Regions from separate parts of the Homo sapiens genome. Here region 1 is linked to region 2. The links are chromatin contacts, found by Hi-C or POLR2A ChIA-PET in ENCODE. All regions are on one chromosome and are shown on one strand. The core of a region is the stretch at or near the end of the contact, and the rest is flanking DNA. Distances in the headings are between cores, read along the strand shown. Region 1 overlaps COTL1 (coactosin like F-actin binding protein 1). Region 2 overlaps KLHL36 (kelch like family member 36).

Evidence for each region. A loop is a pair of places that touch in the nucleus more often than their neighbours do. ChIA-PET counts read pairs that join two places held with the same protein, here RNA polymerase II (POLR2A).
Region 1: a map of astrocyte of the cerebellum shows a loop between it and region 2 (6-fold over the local background). The contact joins two enhancer-like sites. A Hi-C loop is called at or near these places in 1 of 168 maps with a recorded cell type or tissue (astrocyte of the cerebellum). POLR2A ChIA-PET finds 5 or more read pairs at or near these places in 2 of 52 experiments (A549 and PC-9).

The regions. Positions count from the first base shown.
Region 1 is chr16:84,568,089-84,573,211 of GRCh38, reverse strand. The region is part of intron 3 of COTL1 (coactosin like F-actin binding protein 1); the gene reads left to right. Among named protein-coding and RNA genes, the nearest start is that of COTL1, 47 kb to the left of the region's middle. RefSeq lists an enhancer at 357-889. Within about 2 kb of position 3,436, at least 6 of the 41 ENCODE cell types and tissues checked have a DNase peak (open chromatin) inside an H3K27ac peak, as active enhancers do.
Region 2 is chr16:84,660,918-84,665,760 of GRCh38, reverse strand. KLHL36 (kelch like family member 36) reads right to left here. Exons shown (of 5, transcript NM_024731.4): 5 at 1-4,183. The coding sequence ends at 3,628. Among named protein-coding and RNA genes, the nearest start is that of KLHL36, 15 kb to the right of the region's middle. RefSeq lists a silencer at 1,797-1,846 and an enhancer at 1,937-2,156. Within about 2 kb of position 1,865, at least 3 of the 41 ENCODE cell types and tissues checked have a DNase peak (open chromatin) inside an H3K27ac peak, as active enhancers do.

The DNA of each region.
Region 1 (5,123 bases), core at 2,187-4,686, 94 kb after region 2:
GAATGTAAAGGACCTCGTCAGTACCTTTTAGCATTGATTACATTGTGGAAATGACAATATTTTGCATATATTGGATTAGATAAAATACTATTAAAATAAATGGCACTGGTTTCTTTCTTACATTTTTCAATGTGGCTAGTAGCAAATTGAAAATTCCCGGCCAGGCAAAGTGGCTCACGCCTGTAATTCTAGCACTTTGGGAGGCCGAGGTCAGTGGATCACTTCATCTCAGGAGTTTGAGACCAGCCTGGGCAACATGGTAAAACCCCATTATCTACCAAAAAAAAAAAAATTAGTCGGGCATGGTGGTGTGTACCTGTAGTCCCGGCTACTTCGGTGGCTGAGGTGGTAGGATTGCTTGAGCACAGGCGGTGGAGGTTGCAGTGAGCTGAGATTGCACCAGTGCCCTCCAGCCTGGCAGCGTGGGTGACAGAGTGAGACCTGTCTAAGAAAAAAAAGGAAAGAAAGAAAATTCAAAATTCTGGCCTTTGGGAGGCCAAGATGGGTGGATCGCTTGAGCCCAGGAGTTGGAGACCAGCCTGGGCAACATGACGAAACCACGTCTCTACAGAAAAATACAAAAATCAGCTGGACGTGGTGGCTTGTGCCTGTATTTCTAGCTATTAGGAAGGCGGAGGTGGGAGGATCGCTTGAACCTAGGAGGTTGAGCCTGCAGTGAGCCGAGATCGCACCACTGCACGCCAGCTTGGGTGACAGAGTGAGACTGTGTTTCAAAAAAAGAGAAATTAACATTCTGTGTGTGTCCGCATTGCTCTAGGCCCTGGAAGTCTCCTTCTGATGAAGGACTTGCCTCCTGAGTCTTGCCACCTGCCCCTGCCCCCGTGGGTGTTGGTGGCATGTGGGTGCTGGCAAGTGCTGTGTCTTGAGGTGTGTGTGGTGTAGGGGTGGCCACGCTTTGCATGCATATGTTCCCTCTGGTTTCCAGCCTCAGGTGCAAGGCAGACTTCAGCTGCTCCACGCAGGCTCCCTCCAGTTTCAGGCATTGCTCCCAAGTCAGAGTCTGTCTGCCCAGAGCTGTTTTGCTCAGCTTCTGCCTCGTTTTGAAAACATGCAATGAAGCCCACTCCCCAGTGGTGCTTGCAACTCCCTTATCTCATGGGAGCCGCTGGAAGGCGTGGAGGTGGAGAGGTGTGGAGGTTGTTGTCAGTTGGTTTTTAGGCTGAGGCTCAGGTTAGACATTTTGGGGACATTCTGTGGAGTCCACGCCCTGAATGGAAGGTGCTGGCTCACCTTTGTAAGCCTCTGGGGGCTTGGGAGCACCCCGTGTAGGATGGAGGCCTGCTAGTACCCCCTCCATGCGGCCTGACCACCTGGGCCCCTGCAGAGTTGCTGCTGGCCCTATAGAAGGTGGGAGCGGCTCGGTGTCCACTCAGGAGCAGGCTGGGGTCCAGCTCTGGCTGCAAGGGAACTGACCACTGTTGGTCACAGGCCCGTCTCACCGTCTCACCCATGTGTCCACGTGACGTCCAGGCAATGGGCCCGTGCATGACCAGTCTGCCGGTGAGGTGACAGCGGGGAGCCGATCCCAGGGGGATGATTGGATGGAGATGTAGACACTTTATTTGGAAGGTGCTAGGAGTCACTGCCAGGCTCAAAGAACGGGGAAGGGGTGGACAAGACACAGGAGCAGCACGAGGAGGAGACACAAAGAGGGGAGGGAAGCTGATGGGCAGGGGGGAGAGATGAGCGGACCCAGGTGCAAGGGTGGAGAGCAGTGGGCTGGGGCATGACTGCCGCTTAACCAGCCTCATGGTGTCACTCGCCGAGCCTCAGTTTCCCCTTCTGAATTGAGGGGCAAGAGATGACCTCTAAGGACCACCAACCCTGCTGTCTATGAGGCCATGGTGATACTAAGGCCCAGAGGGAGCCCGGACCTCCAGTGTCCTCCGTCCATCCCTTCTCTCTGCTCGGCTTTGCACTGGCGTGGGCTGCATCGAGTCCCAGGCTGTACACCTTGGCAGTCACGCGGCGGGGGCTCTCGTGTGAGGACGGGAGCAGAGCCAAATGCACCAGCTGTCAGCCAGACTGAAGGTGAAGGGAGCCAACAGGCTCATGTCTGAATACAAGGTCTTCAGCCCACCCCTGGAGGCAGTATGTCAGGATTCTTCCGAACAGAGAATCTGGGGTCTGTTCTAAAGGGGCCTAGAGCATGGCCATGGTCACTGTATCTTCAGAAATGTTTAAAGTTTTGTCTTTCTTGGTCATTGGAAGAGGCAAAAAAGGAAAAAAAAAAAAAGCAGGAATGAGGGAAGACTCAATTTTGCACATTCTCTCTGTGTTCCCCTGAGGATAAATTGGAAACGAAATAGGAATACAGGACTTTTAGGTATGAGCCAGTTCAGTGTGTTAAGACACTTGCTTTCTAACCCTTTGCTTTTTGGCAGTAATCGGATTGCTGGACGACTTGTCTTTTAAGACCTCTCTAAGTACTGATGATAAAAACAGCCCTTCAACAGGGAAAATAACCTTCCATTCTATTTTCTACCGAGCAGAGAGGAAAGAACATCAGCTGAGCCAGGAGGGTTATCAAGTTGCAGGATGACCCTGTTTATCTTGTGAGACTCAGTTTGCTTTAAATGTTTTCAGAGATCATATGGTTGCTTTTGTATATACTTTTGTTTGTATAACTTGGAATCATTTTTCTGCTAATCTTTTGATTTTAAATATGTCTCTGGTATGTAGTACAAGGTTTGAGGGTTTTTTTTTTGTAGTTTGAAACATAGCATTTTTAAAGATAATTTTGTTCATTTACATTTATTGTTATGTTTTACTAGATCTGCTGTCTGTTTTGCTTGTTTTTGTTTCATTATAATTTGATTTCCTAAGTACTTGTGGTTTTAGGTTGACCTGTGCCTAGCTCCATGTATCTTTCATTTGAGATTTCTTAGACCTTATCAAACTTATTTTTCTTTTTTTGAGATGGAATCTCGCTCTGTTGCCAGGCTGGAGTGCAGTGGCGCCATCTTGGCTCACTGCCATTTCTGCCTCCCAGGTTCAAGCCATTCTCCTGCCTTAGCCTCCTGAGTAGCTGGGATTACAGGCTCGCGCCACTACACCCAGCTGATTTTTATATTTTTAGTAGATTAGGGTTTTCACCGTGTTGGCCAGGCTGGTCTCGATCTCCTGACCTCATGATCTGCTCTCCTCAGCCTCCCAAAGTGCTGGGATTACAGGCATGAGCCACCATCCATGGCTCTCAAACTTATTTTTCTTAATCTAAATCTTCTAATAGCTAACCGACTGGAACTTCAAGTGTTCTTATTTCTGTAGATTGCCATATATAGCTATCACAAAGCAGAGGAACTTTGGACTTTTCTTCTATAAGCATCTTAAGCTGTTGGCTTCCTCCTTCTGAAAGCTCTCTGCCCCTCCCTCATGCCGTGGGGCTCAGGGTTGAGAAATACATTAATTCTCAATTCTCCTTTCTGGCTCTTACATCCAACTTGTGTTCTTTCATTGCACGGATCACATACACTTAGTAACACACTGTAGTGGGGTGGGAACAGAAAGGATCTCAAGGGTGTTCTGTCATTCTGGGCAAATCTCTCCAAGCCCAGCCCATGAGTCTTATCTTCAAAAAGTAAAATAAAATAAAGTTAATATACTGAGGGCTGAACGAGAACATGAGTGAGGCTGTTCCTGGCACACATCAGCTGCTTGATAAAAATTAACCTCCCGTTCTCCACTTTGTTAGTGTTCTCAGTGGCTTTGCGCGCCAAATGCATTGTCTTTTTATTGTAAAGCTTGACTTCGGGATGCTCCTGGGCTCATCATTCTTGGCAATATGGCGACTTTTTTGTTTTTTATTTTTTAATTGTGGTGGAATTCATTTAACATAAAATGAACCTTTTTATGTTTATTTATTTATTTTGAGACAGATCTCACCCTGTCGCCCAGGCTGGAGTGCAGTGGCGCGATCTTGGCTCACTGCAACGTCCGCCTCCCGGGTTCAAGCGATTCTCCTGCCTCAGCCTCCCCAGTAGCTGGGATTGCAGGCGCCCGCCACCACGCCCGGCTGATTTTTGTAGTTTTAGTAGAGATGGGGTTCCGCCATGTTGGCCAGGCTGGTCTCGAACTCCTGACCTCAGGTGATCTGCCTGCCTCGGCCTCCAAAGTGCTGGGATGACGGGCGTGAGCCACCGCACCTGGCCTGAACCATTTTAAAGTGTACAATTCAGTGGCTTTCAGAACATTCACAGTGTTGTGCAAGCCCTACCTCTGTCTGGTTCCAAAACTTTTTCATCACCCCAAAAGGAGATGGTGGCTCTTTCAAGACGCCAGCTTTGGCATCAACTGGACCTTCTGGTTGTCTGACTTCGGACAAGCATTGTAATTTCCAGCCTTTGTTTCCTCACCTTTAAAATGGAAATAATGTTGATCACCTTACGGGCCTTTTTAAAAAGAACTTGATTGAGGTATGATGTATGTACCTCAAAATCAAGTCATCCTAAGTGTACTTTTTCAGTACTTTTTCGTGAATTTGTGGAGTTGTGCACCCATTACCACAATCCCAATTTTAGAACGTCTCTATCATTTCCTGTTCCCATCTCCAGCTCTGTGTAACCACGAGTCTGCTTTCTGTCTGTATGGGTTTGCCTTTTTTAGACATTTATACCAATGGCAGCTGACAGTACATGGTCTTCATGCCTGGCTTCTTTCACTCAGCATCCTGTTTCCGAGGTTCATCCATGTAGTTGCGTGTGGCAGCGCTTCATTCCTCTCTGTGGCTGAGGAATATTCCATTGTGTGGACGGACCGTGTTTTGATAATCCACTCCTCTGTTGATGGACATAGGGGTTGCTTCCACCTTCCATGATTCATATTTACTACTGTGTGTCATTCTCAGTACTGTGGCACTGTGCTGGTACACATAAGTGCTTAATAATTGTGGTTAGCCGGGCGTGGTGGCTCACGCCTGTAGTGCCAACACCTTGGGAGGCCAAGCTGGGCGGATCACTTAAGGCCAGGAGTTTGAGACCAGCCTGGCCAATGTGGCGAAACCCTGCTTCTACTAAAAATACAAAAAATAGCTGGGTGTGGTGGCAGACGCCTGTAGTTCGAGCTACTTGGGAGGCTGAGACATGAGAATGGCTTGAACCCTG
Region 2 (4,843 bases), core at 616-3,115:
CTGAGCTCACAAAGTAGGCCCCTGGACCTCAGAGGATGGACCCCACTTCCCCTCAGCATCTGGATGCCCACCTCAAAGGTGAACACCCCTTAGGGTGAGTTTCTGGGTCTCCATGAAGTCACCTTATCATGAGTGAGGGCACTCAATATAAATACACACGTGTGGTCCTGCTCAGAGCCAGGTCTGAAGTCCCACTTGATAGCCTCAATAAAATGGCAGAACAATAAAAATACCAATTGCGTGCTAACCACAGTTGATAAAATAATCTCTGTGCATTTAAAACAGCAGGAAGTTTGCTATAAGTAACAAGGGTTCATCAGCTTTCTACTCCCTCCCTTCTATTATTATAATACATCTATGTCTTAAGCAAACAGCTTTCCAACTTGGGTGAGGACCAAACCCCAAACTTACAACTAATATGAAGTTACAACTCTAATTCTTTAGAAATGAGAGAAGTCCAAACCTCAATAGAAGCCTGCCATGCTTATTTTGAAATGTTAAAAAAAAAAAAAGATCCAGGTGTCTTCAAAATTCAAGCAGAATAGCTTGAAACACTGAAAGTTTAACATGATGACATGTGTGGCTGTTTCCCTCTCAAAATGGCAGCCTGCAAGCACCTGTGCCTTCATCACTCTAGTTTAAAACCCCACATTCGTGACTGTGCGGTTCAAATGGCCACTGCATAAGCACAGCCCAAACTCTGCCCATCTGAGTTAAAAAACATTTTATTCTTTTGAGACAGGGTCTCACTCCGTCACCCAGGTTAGAGTGCAGTGGTGTGGTCATAGCTCACTGCAGCCTCAACCTCCCAGGCTCAGGTGATTCTCCCACCTCAGCCTCCTAAGCAGCTGGGACTACTGCATGCCCCACCATCCCTGGCTAATCTTTTGTAATTTTTTTGTAGAGATGGGGTTTTGCCATGTTGCCCAGGCATGGTCTCTTCCATTTTCAGTTCCATTTTCATGCACAGTAGGGTGAATTTTCAACTTAAAAAGACAAGTAACAAAAACCTGGCCCGGGCACCACCACTGGGTGCCCTTGTGCCCATCCACTGACCCCAACAAGCTCAAAAACCTTTCTTGTCACAGTGTAGCCACCATCAAATATTAGAAGTTGACCCACAAGATGAAACTTGTTTATCCTCCCTTTAAAAGGGTGGTCCCAACCTTAGTAATATTAGGGTCAAAGCCATGTCAATTACAAACCACCTTCATAGTATCAGGAGAGACACCACAAAATATGAAGCGCAGGACGTCGTATGTAACTCATGAGGCACAAGAAAATCAGAATAGAGGCCAGAAGCTCACACATTTCCAGGGACAAGTCCCAGAAGCAAAACATAAAAGAGCTGGCTTAGGCTGAAAACCAATGGCTCTCCTCTCTCCAAGGTCAAAGCTATCCCACTCCCCAAATCACTCACAGAGTCTTTCTATGTGCTCTCCCCAACTTGCCCCGAGATTCAGGCCAAACAACTGCCCGTTTGTTCATGACCCAGGCTGAGATGGGGAGAACAGCCCACGTACACCCTACCCTGCCTTCTGAGGGGTCTACAAGCAATAAAACCTTTCCCGAATAGGAAGGGGGTAAGCTATCCCAAAGTTGGCAGAAGTTCTGCAAAACATGTTTTGTGGGGGTCTGGGACTAGGTATGAGACAAACGACTTTTAGGCTCAAAGAAGTTTGGAAATGCTGGGTTGAGACTTCTCGGAACCTTTCATACACCGGAATGCTGCAGAGCTCCAAGCAGAGTTTCCAGCCTTTTGGTCTGTTTGTTTGTATGCCTCGCAGAACCTCTCAACAGTTTGTAAGCCTCCAGGGACTTCACATGCAAATAACTAGCTAGCTGAACATGCAGACTGCCCTCCTCACTAACCACAGAGGGCAGTAAGTTGGCTATTGAAGCTTTCAGTCCCCAAAATGCTCTCATCTCTTCTGGATGGCTACATAAACAGACCAGTGAGAACCACAGTAAACCCTGAAGGGAAGGGAAAGGAGGGGCAGCAAAGAAGCAGAAGAAATGGAAATTAAAGTTAACTAAGATTTTTTTCCTAGTCTAATATCAATCTTAACACATTGATCCTCATCCACTCGAGCAGCTGAGAGCCCTCTTAAAGGGCAAGTGACATCGAGACCTGCTCTCGGAACTGTCTGCAGGAAGACTGGTGTTAGACTAGGATTGAAGATGAAGCACATCTTGAAGTTTACTGATCTCTGCCATCGGATGCTGGGTGAGGTACAGCTCATTCATGCCTTCCTTGGCTCATGCTTAAAACCCATCACACTCCTATCCTCCCATAGTTCTGCACGTTTCTCATCCACTCGGGCAGCTAAGAGCCCTCTTAAAGGGCAAGCGACCCTGACACCTGCTTTAGGAACTGTTTGCAGGAGTCAGTGCAGGCCAGCTCCACATCCTGAAGGGGATGCCATCCGGGTACGAACAGCTCAGAGGCTGAATGGCCCTATCACCCGGGAGGAGCCTGGAGGGTATTCCATCTAATCCTGTGGCTAAGCGGGGTGGATGAGGGAACACACGGACTTGTTCGAGAATTTGCCCAGCAGCACGAAACTACTTAGAAGCAGAAAACTGGGGCAGGACCTGGCGTGGGAGTTAGGGAGCCCTCCACTGCCTTCTCAGGGATCCACATGTGCTCCTCTGTGCAGGAACTTTCAACAGCGCCTCAAGATAGAGTCACAGAGAACGATGGCAAATTCCATAGCACTCACTTTTTCTTTCCTGAGAAATAAACAGATTTGGGAGCTCAGTACATCAGTAATATAAAAGACAGTGGGTTCAGAAAAAAAAAAAAGGAAAAAAATGCACAAATTACAAAAAAATATGTATAAAGAGCTTCATACCTTTTTTCGTTTTTGGTTACCTGTAACGTTTTAGAATTCAAGAAGGTTTCCAATGAGGAAAGACGGAATTATTCAGAAACAGCGTTCACCTGATACGGAGAACAGCTCCCCAGCGGGAAGTCATCATGTCTCATCTGACAGTCTAGCGAGCTGCGTGGCCCCTGGTCACTCACTCACTCACCCTCATGGGTGGTCTCTGTGCACTCATTTATAAAACAAACACACTGGACCTTGCCAGTGATTCCCAGATGTGACTAATACCCAGAATTCCAAGAACTAGTTAAAATACAGCTTCTGGGCACCACCTCCTCCCCGTTCCTGGTGGTTTTGGATTCCATAATTCTGAGCGGGGCTCACGCATCTGTATTCTTAAAAGTTCAGCCAGGTTTGGGGAGGCTTGGACTAGGTGGCCTAAGAGAACCCTTTGAGGCCCAAGCTTCACTACAGAAATTTCTGTGTTACCCACGTGCCAGCTACTCTCAGGGGGACAGTCAGCAAGGACCCATGAGGAATCATAACACGGGGCAAAGACCTGTGAAGATACAAGGGGTTGCTCACTGCCTGGGCCCAGGGTTAGTTATTCAAGCAAGATATGTAAAGTTACAGATAGTATTTAATTGGTTACTGTGATATCATAGAAATACCAAGAATCATAAAAGTAAAAAAAGCTGCTAAGTTGTACATAATGTTTCCGGAATACTAAGAAGTTGCTGCTGGTCTACAGAGCCCTGGGAGGTGACGGTGAGGATGGTCCCAAGAGGCGCAGCTAGGGTCACTGGCCCCGGTCCTGGTGCCTCTTGCCTTTGCCTTTCTTCTTCTTGTCCTCTGGCCGTGGCTCCAGGGCGCAGACACAGGCGGACCCGCCAGCGATGGCCTTGGGCAGGTCGACGCCCCTGCTCCACTTGTCGGCCTCGCGGTCGTACACCTGCACGGTCTTGGAGAAGGCAGTGTTCTCCCAGCTGTAGCCGCCCAGGATGTAGATGCGGCCCTCCCACACTGCCACGCCCGACTCGCTGTTGGCGTGCAGCAGCGGCGCCACGCGGGTCCACTGGTTGCACTGCGGGCTGTAGGCCTCCACGCCCAGCACGTCGAAGCGCTCCATGGACTCGATGTTGTCATCGCTGCCCCCGATGGAGTAGATGCTGTCACCCAGGCTGCACATGCTGTGCCAGCCGCGCGCCGTGGTCATGGGCCGCCGCTCCTCCCACACGTCTGTCCGGTGGTCGTAGCATAGCAGGTTCTTGCGGTAGGGGCCAATTTGGTAGTCGTGGCCCCCCGAGATGTACACGAAGTCTTTGTAGATGGTGCCCGCGTGGCCGTACGTGAACCTGCAGGGTCGACGGGCAGAGACAGAGGGAGAGCTCAGGGCTGTGCCAGGCTTACCCCCTCCGAGCCGGGGAACAGCCTGCCGTCTTAGAGGGCCATGAGGATTTAAGAATATAGGGAGTGGGCACCCCATGAACACTCTATAGACAGTAGCCGTCATTAGCAAAGAAATGGCAGGGCAGGGCGGGGAAGTGGACAGCTTTGCAGTCAGGCCGCCTGGGCCAGAACCCAGCTTCACTCTCTCTGAGTCTCCCTTGCCCCATCTGGGAAATGGGAATAATCACAGGACCATCACCCTTTTCACAATGGCTGGAAACGACTAGAACAATGAGCTAGCAGGCACACATGCACCCGATGAATCACACATCAAAGAGGAAATACGACATACAGTCCAATTCTAACTGTGCTGGCACTCGGGAAAAGTTTTGCCTAAAACCATAGAGACAGCAAAATCAGTGGCTGCCAGGACTGTGGGGAGAGGGGAGGGAGGGATGGACAGCACGCACACAGTGGGCTTTAGGGCAGTGAAATGATTCTGCGTGATGCTGTAATGGTGGATTCATGTTGCTTTGTGTTCCTCAAAACCCACACAACTGTGCCAGGAAGTGGGAACCCTGATGTAAACCAGGGCCTTTAGTGAATAAGAAAGGATCAATATGGCC